Linked DNA regions of Mus musculus: regions 2 and 3 are each linked to region 1. The links are chromatin loops, found by intact Hi-C in ENCODE. Cell type or tissue: left cerebral cortex. All regions are shown on one strand.

Region 1 (2,500 bases):
AGACTGCCAGCATGATTACATAATTGAACTGTCTCACCTTGCCCAGTCAAGTGAGATTCCAAGGAGGGTAATTAATCTTCCCGCTGCCTGTTAGTCCCTGCCCTGCTCAAAGTCAAGTTTCCCAACAAGAAGAGAAGAAAAGGGGAGGAGGAAGGAGCCAGGTAGTAACACCGAGGGGAAACTTTAATCTGGTCTTTGTGAACTCCCAACACAAAGGCAGAATTAACACTGTAATTGTATGCAAACATCAGAGAAACAAAAATGACTCCCCCCACCCCCACCCCCGCAAGAAACTCTGCCTCATGTCACCATGACCCTGCAAACTCAGAAAGAAAACAGTGTTGGAGACTAGAAAGAAAGGCAAGTGAACACCTCCAGCCTCGTGTGGTCTCACGTTAGTCATTAGCCAAAAGCAAATCCCAAGTGGGTGAAGGGCATGGTGATCGGTCACGGCGTGAGGGTTGAAATGGGGCTCGTTCACTGGACAAATATTTACTATGCACCTTCAACACCAGGCACTCACTCACTGTCCGGGAGCATAGGGAAGCCGCCCCTGAGCTGGTGGAGCTTGAGTTTCTCAGCTCAAAGGCTGGATTTGGTCTCAGTGTGACTTAGGGGTCCATTTCAAAGATGCAACTACTCCCCACAGAGCGATGGTTTGACTCCTCTGAAAGTGTCTCCATGGCTACAATCCCTAGAGAAGGGCCAGAACCATGGAAATTAAGAACCTAGTTTTGTACAAAAAGGAAAGGAGTAAGTAACTTTCTAGCCAAACTCCATGGAACTCCACAAAATCACGGGCCACACCGAGGGGCAGCCCACAGAAGGTCTGGGCTCTGCCTTGGAGGAAGCAATGTGGGAGACCTGGTATTTGACAACAACGCAAGAACGGTAAGCTGAGAAAGGCAAGGCAAACAAAAGTGGAAGGTATAATATATATACATATAATCATAATAATCTCACTGCATACCCACCACCACCCCTAAGCATGTATTTATGAACTGACGTGATATGGCCCAGAAAGTCTTAATACTACAATATTAAATCCCGTCCACGGGAGAAGCGAAGACGGCACATTATAACAAAGACAGTTGGGCTCTGCGTTGTTGGTTTTCTGGTGCTTGCTAATGTTCTGGTTTTTAGCTTTGCTCACGTAGATGTTATGTTCCTTTAAAGGGCTCCCTTCCTGCCAGACCGTTTTTTCAACCAAAGTGCAATGCTGCCCCCTCGTGGCTGAATGCCGTGAGCGCGCACGCAGAAACCCAGCCTTCGCAAAGCCGACTCTACCCGGATTTCATTTTGCCATTTTTCCCCGTCTTCCAAAGTGCAACTATTTCATCTTTAAAGATTCACCGCTCGGGGGTATTTTCTGGCTTACACGCTAATCAACACGTTATTTTCTTCTATAACAGGAACCGTGCTCTGGTTACTTAACGAGGGGGAGTTGTGGGTATGTGGCGGCTTTCTCCACTTTGTGCTTTATGAATTAAGTGATCTCCCCAGAGAAGCTCAGAAATCAGGCCTATTCCATGTAACCTTTAGAATCCTGACTGGGATTCTCACTGGGGAGGCGTTCCCAGAGAGCGCCAGCTCAAGGAGATCAATGCCTGACAGACCATCCCACTCCCAGACAAATGTATTTGATTTCAGTTCAACCTTCGATTCTCATACTGAAACCAAAAGCTCTGAAAATAGCAATGCAGGTGAAACACTGAGCTGGGGAAAGGCTCCTTCCCGGGTTGAGCGAAAGAAAACAACACTCCCAGCTTAAAGAACGGCAGCCTGCATGGAAACACTGTGTGGGGCAGGTGGAGAGCTAACAGGGCAGCTCGCTTCGCCACGATCTGGGTCCAGCCACCGACCCGTCCCTGTATTAACAACCTGAGAATATGTGGAAATGCAAAGACGAGGGTCATCCAGAGCTACTGAATGCTAAAATCTGCCTCTAGGTCTTAGAAGTCTGCACTTTGACCAAGGTCCCCCAATGGTTTATAGCACCCAGAACTTTGAAAACCACTGAGTAATATTTAATAAGAGTCTTAACCTCCATTAAGAAGATACTGTTATTCTGAGATTTTTCAAATATCACAAAGCTGCAGAATAACCAGAGTGGGGTGGGGAGGGAGGGAGAGGAGGAGGGGAGAGGGAGAGGGAGAGGGGAAGAGAGAGAGAGAGAGAGAGAGAGAGAGAGAGAGAGAGAGAGAGAGAGAGAGAGAGAGAGAGAGAGAGAGAGAGAGATTACTTTCCTTTGATTTCTATCAAATTAAAAAGATGTTGCCTGACAACCCAAGAGTCCAACCAGTAAACACCGATAACCATCAACAAAAGTCATGATCACCACTTGGCCATGGCTGATGAGAGTTATCAATGGGATCAGCAACCTCAATGATAATACTTTTGAAAGTCCCTAAGTACAAAATATAAACCAGCTCATTCTGTGGTAACATTCGCTGGATCTGAGGGTAGGAGAGCCTACAGATACCTGCAGAGCATTTTTTTT
Region 2 (2,500 bases), 470 kb before region 1:
TCTGTCTGCCTTTGTCACTTCTGTTAACTTAGCTGAGATTTTAGTAGTCTGTGTCTTCTGTTTATGGGAGAGCAAGGCTCCCTAATGATTTCTAATGAACTATGTGATCACAAAGTGCAAGTCACATCCCTTACAGCACAAAACACCGGTGACACAAGTTGTACATGTGACATCACAGGCTCCTCACAATGTTGGGGGAAATTTGCTATTCAGAGTGACTTGGCACTATTCTATGCCAAGAGAGTCAGGAAGGGGGACAGAGCCTTAGAGCAATACAATCAAACAGTTTTTTGCAACTGCAGATCGCCTGTTTGCTTAATGTGAGGAAATGAATCATTCATGCTGTGTTAACTTGATTCTTTTTCACTGTTTGTAAAGCATCAGCCTTGATAATACACTAAGTTGTTTGGCACAGACATTTCTTAGTCATAAAAGTAAAGTTAAATGTCCTGATGACATAATCAACAATAAAAAAAAATAACCCTGTAATTCCTAGCACATTATATAGTGTCTGCTCAGCCCAAGGTATAATTTATCAAAGTGAATTTTGAAGATTCCCCTCATCTCAGATAAATGCCTTTTCTAGAAAAACATAAATATTTATAAACAAAAGTTGGAATTTAAAGAAAACTTTTTTTATGCCTTAGGGTCTGTATTTGTTCAACTAAGTCACATGACACACATCTGTAATTAGTTCAAGCAGTCAAGAGGATCCAGGAAAGTGATGAGATGAATAGGTGGATTTTCCCTTAATTGTTTCCATCTCCTTACCGTATTACGAGCAGTTCCACCCAGACTCGAACAAAAGCCAGCAAAGGACCAAAGACCTCCAGAATGTATGTGTAATGACCACCAGATTTCTTTATGCTTGTACCTAATTCTGCATAGGACAGGGCTCCTATGAAAGGTGATAATAAAAAGACACAAAATTGACATAGCATTGAGTAGTCTTGTGATAGAATACACACATCATTGTCTGGGTTGCATGCTCTGTGCCTAGAATGACCTTCATGGGAACAGTTGTCATCTTCTAACTGAGACCCACCAAGTTCCTCTTTTAACTTCCTCACACTTGAGACCTGCCTCCTACTAATAAAACAGAAAAGCCAAAGACTGGAAAGATAGCTCAGCAGTTAAGAGCACGGGCCTCTCATCCAGAAGACCCAAACTCAATTCCCAGCATCCACCTGGGGACTCACAACCATCTGTGTCTCCAGTTCCAGGGGATCCAAGGTCCTCCCCTGGCCTCCTTGAGCACCAGGCATGTGCAGAAGCAAAACACCCACACACATAAAAACCAAGAAAATGAACTGAAAAAAAAATGTAAGGAAAGGAATTGTGTTTGAAATGGTACCTACAAACATGATACAGAATGTGTGGTCAGAAACCAGAGGATAAAGGAAAAGTAAAGGCAGATGTCAATGATGCTGACCTATTATTTGAGTAACACCACCACCTCATACTAAGACAAAGTATTCCCTCAAACTGGACTCACTATGGTATTTTAATAATTCTGTGGCATATCAAAATATAGATGATCCGTTCTTTGGGAAAGAAGAGAGTACATGCCGTGTGAGATTTCAGCTAATTGATACAATATGCTTTGTCAGCAAAACGAATCTTGACTCAGTTGTACTGTTCCTAGAAATGGTTATCCTGGATGATGCTTTTGAGATGTACACCCAGACGGTTAAAAGAATGACTGTTGTAAAATAGAAATTCCATTATGTACAGTCATTTATGTAATGAAAATAAATTATAAACTAAGATGTGAGTGTTTAAAAAAAAATAACACTCGTATAAGATTGGGAAAGTTATATTTAAATTCCCCAGGCCCTAAGTTTCGCACCCTTTGAAGTGAAAACATGAATTTTTCATCTCATAAAAGCATTCTGGATGTAACGGTGGGAAAGTGGCACACAGATAGGATTGACTGACACAGCTAACACACCACATGATGTTACTTTACTTACCAACTGCTTCATAGTTAGGAAGGACATAAAAAATAAATCTTAATTTCATCCAAAAGTCAATTAATCAATCAACCAAACAATCAAACACCTGTGTCTACATGGCTTAGCGCTCAAACATTTATGCCCAAGCACCTAAAGGGGCTCCATGTGTGGAAAGTAATTGCTCATCAGTAGTGCCTCCTATAGATGCTCAAAATAACTAGGATTTGAAAAATTTGCCAGGGTCACCTGGAGGATATTTTTTAAGAGTGAACAAATGAGAAAAGACACGAAGACCACACCCTAGACTCATCTTCGGAGACCAGACTCCATCCAAAAGAACAATCCAAGAAGTTGTATTGCTTTCCAATGCTCCAGGTGCTAAAGTGGTGGCGTCACGGACAGCTACTTAAGTACTTCATTAACTTAGACCTAAAGACAATTAGCAAACTTCTTTTGGAAATAATGGTCACCATGTTGGTAGATTGTCCAGAAAAGCAACCTATATAACCTTGTTATTGGAAAGACTCTTAAAGACCTTGAAATTT
Region 3 (2,500 bases), 830 kb before region 1:
CCATTGATTCTCTGATTTGTCAATAAAAGCTGATCAGCCAGTGGCTGAGCAGAGGAAAGAATAGGGTTGGACTTCTGATACCAGCCAGGGGAGGAGAGGGAGAGGAAGAAGAGAGGATTCATCACTAGGAAAGGGTCCAGAAGCCACCAAGGGAACACACCTGAAGCAGAGAGAGCCAGATCAATACTAAAATAACTAAAATGCACGTATCCTGGAGATTTTAGCTGGAGGTAGCCAGGCTATTTTAGAGGATTGAAATAGACTAATACTGCTCAGCTGCTGTGATGTAAAGCTTGACTAAATAAACGTTTTGGTCTCTGTCTCATTTGTTTCAGAGCTAGCCAGGATAGAGAAAAAATTACCACTTTTAAAATTGCACTAACAATGTTTAAGTTTCTTGTCTCTATATAGTGAAAATGCTACTCTGTCCAATTCATTGTTCAGTGAGGTCATGTTGAAAAATTTTGACAAGCCCAGAGTGTAATACCCCCATTTAAAAAAAGAAAAAGACTTAATCCCCAAATGCTACAAATCAAAGCTAGTCTTCCATTTACCTAGAGCTAAAATAGTAATGAGTAAAATTCTGTAAATATAGGCTAAACGTAAAAATGTAGGCTAAATAATAAACCACATTGCATTTGTGACTTTCACATTTTTAACACCACAGGTAACTAAGAAAGTGAACTCCCAGAAATGTAATAGCCTCTAACTTAGCAAAACTGGCCAATGACTGAAGGTTTAACACATGGTATTCATTGGAACATAATCATTGCACATATAAGAACTTCATAGAGACTATATCTCTTATATATGATATGTGCTTGGTCATGCCCATATTCTCCTTTTCTACAGCTTTCCCCCTTTCTCCATCTCAAGTCTCCCTCCTTCCCTTAGCCTCTCTTTACTTCCATGCTGTGTGGTTGCATGTGATTGTGTGTTGTATATATGTTGTGTGTGTGTGTGTATGTGTGTGTGTTATGTGTGTCTAGCCTAAAATCTACTTGAGGGAAAGATGCCATTTGTGTCTGTGAGTCTTCCATGCATTCATTTCAACAAATATAATAATATATCCAATTGCATTCATTTTTCATAAAATGTCATAATTTTATAATTTTTTTGTTGCTTAATATAAAACCCCATTGTGTATATATACCAGATTTTTCCTTAATTGTTCATTTGTCATTGTTTTTTAGGAGGGTATATCTCTTTTGAAAATACCTAATAATTTCGTTATTGCTAAAATAAGAAAATACAGTTCAACCGAATGTTAAATTACAGTTGGAAGTTCATCTTTCAAATATTTTTTAACAAAGTACTGACCCTAGCGACTGGTGAAGCAAAAACCTATAACAGGAGAAGAGGATGAACAAGTGAAGCAGCGCCTCCTAGTGGTTATAATTGGGGAAACTGCGTGCACAAATTACAGATTGAGGACCTTGACACCTGGGAAGCCCGTTTGCAGAACCTGGCTTAGACCTCAGGCATATGGGGGAAGAAAGTTAGAAACAAAGGACTGAGTGCACAGACTTCCTCCTTCAAGGCTGCCAGGCAGGGAGCATGTTTGTCTGCATTGTATCTGAGAAAATTCTCCTCCCTCTTCGCTTTATCAAAAATCATGTGTGCATTTATATGTCTAGGTCTTTAGTTTGATTGCATTGACCAACACATGTGTTTTTGTGCCAATACCATGTGGTTTTTATCACTCTAGCTTTGCAGTCCAACATGAAATGGGAGATGGTAAAACCTCCAGCAGTTATTTTATTATTCCGAATTGTTTTAGCTACCCTGTGTTTTTTGTTTCTCCTTATACAGCCAAAAAGTTCCCTTTTAAGATCTGTGAAGAATCGTTGGAGTCTAGGTGAGGATTGCATTGAATCTGTAAATTGTTTTTTGGTAGAATAGCCATTTTTCTATGTTAATCATACCAATCTATGAGCATGGGACATCCATCTTGGAGGCTCTTCAATTTCTCTTTTTCAATGACTTGATGGTTTTACCTTACAAGTCTTTCACTTGTTTGAACAGAAATACCCCAAGGTATTTTATATTATTTTAGGCTATTGTGAAAAGCGTTGTTTCCCTGTTTTGTTTTTTCTCAGACTGTTTGTCATTTGTATATAGGAGGGCTATTGATTTTTGTGAGTTATTTTTGTGTCCAGCTACTTTGCTGAAAGTGTTTATCACCTATGAAAATTATTCAATGCATTTAAGGTCATGTATAATATCACCTGCAAATAACGATACTTTGATTTCTTCTTTTCTAATTTGTATCCCCTTGCTCTACTTCATTTGTTCTGTCTAGCTAAATCTTCAAGTATCATATGCAATTGATAGGAAGAGTGGAAACCATTGTTTTATTCTTATTGTAATGGACTTCCTTTGACTTTCCATTTAAGTTGGTGTTAGCTATAGGCTTGCTGTAAACTGTCTTTATTATGTTGATCAATTCCCTATGTATTTCTAATCTCTCCAGTACATGTATCATGAAAGTAGTGCTATA

Evidence for each region. Peaks named below come from ENCODE experiments on the same cell type or tissue, not always from the same donor. Only the 100,000 strongest peaks of a DNase experiment are listed, where the experiment ranks them.
Region 2: a loop joins it to region 1, with 2.4 times the contacts of the local background. A loop is called at or near these places in 2 of 42 quality-filtered maps.
Region 3: a loop joins it to region 1, with 2.7 times the contacts of the local background. A loop is called at or near these places in 3 of 42 quality-filtered maps.

Annotation. Positions count from the first base shown.
Region 1 is chr3:50,904,934-50,907,433 of GRCm38, forward strand. No RefSeq gene overlaps it. Among named protein-coding and RNA genes, the nearest start is that of Gm37548, 17 kb to the left of the region's middle. In left cerebral cortex, a CTCF peak has its summit at 1,234 (motif pointing left); DNase peaks (open chromatin) are centred at 583 and 1,224; H3K4me3 peaks cover 1,000 bases; H3K27ac peaks cover 1,223 bases.
Region 2 is chr3:50,438,018-50,440,517 of GRCm38, forward strand. Slc7a11 (solute carrier family 7 (cationic amino acid transporter, y+ system), member 11) reads right to left here. Exons shown (of 12, transcript NM_011990.2): 2 at 772-898. Among named protein-coding and RNA genes, the nearest start is that of Slc7a11, 4.3 kb to the right of the region's middle. In left cerebral cortex, no CTCF peak of the experiment used is centred here; DNase peaks (open chromatin) are centred at 234 and 984; H3K27ac peaks cover 694 bases.
Region 3 is chr3:50,075,775-50,078,274 of GRCm38, forward strand. No RefSeq gene overlaps it. Among named protein-coding and RNA genes, the nearest start is that of Gm40042, 51 kb to the left of the region's middle. In left cerebral cortex, a CTCF peak has its summit at 1,383 (motif pointing left); a DNase peak (open chromatin) is centred at 1,401.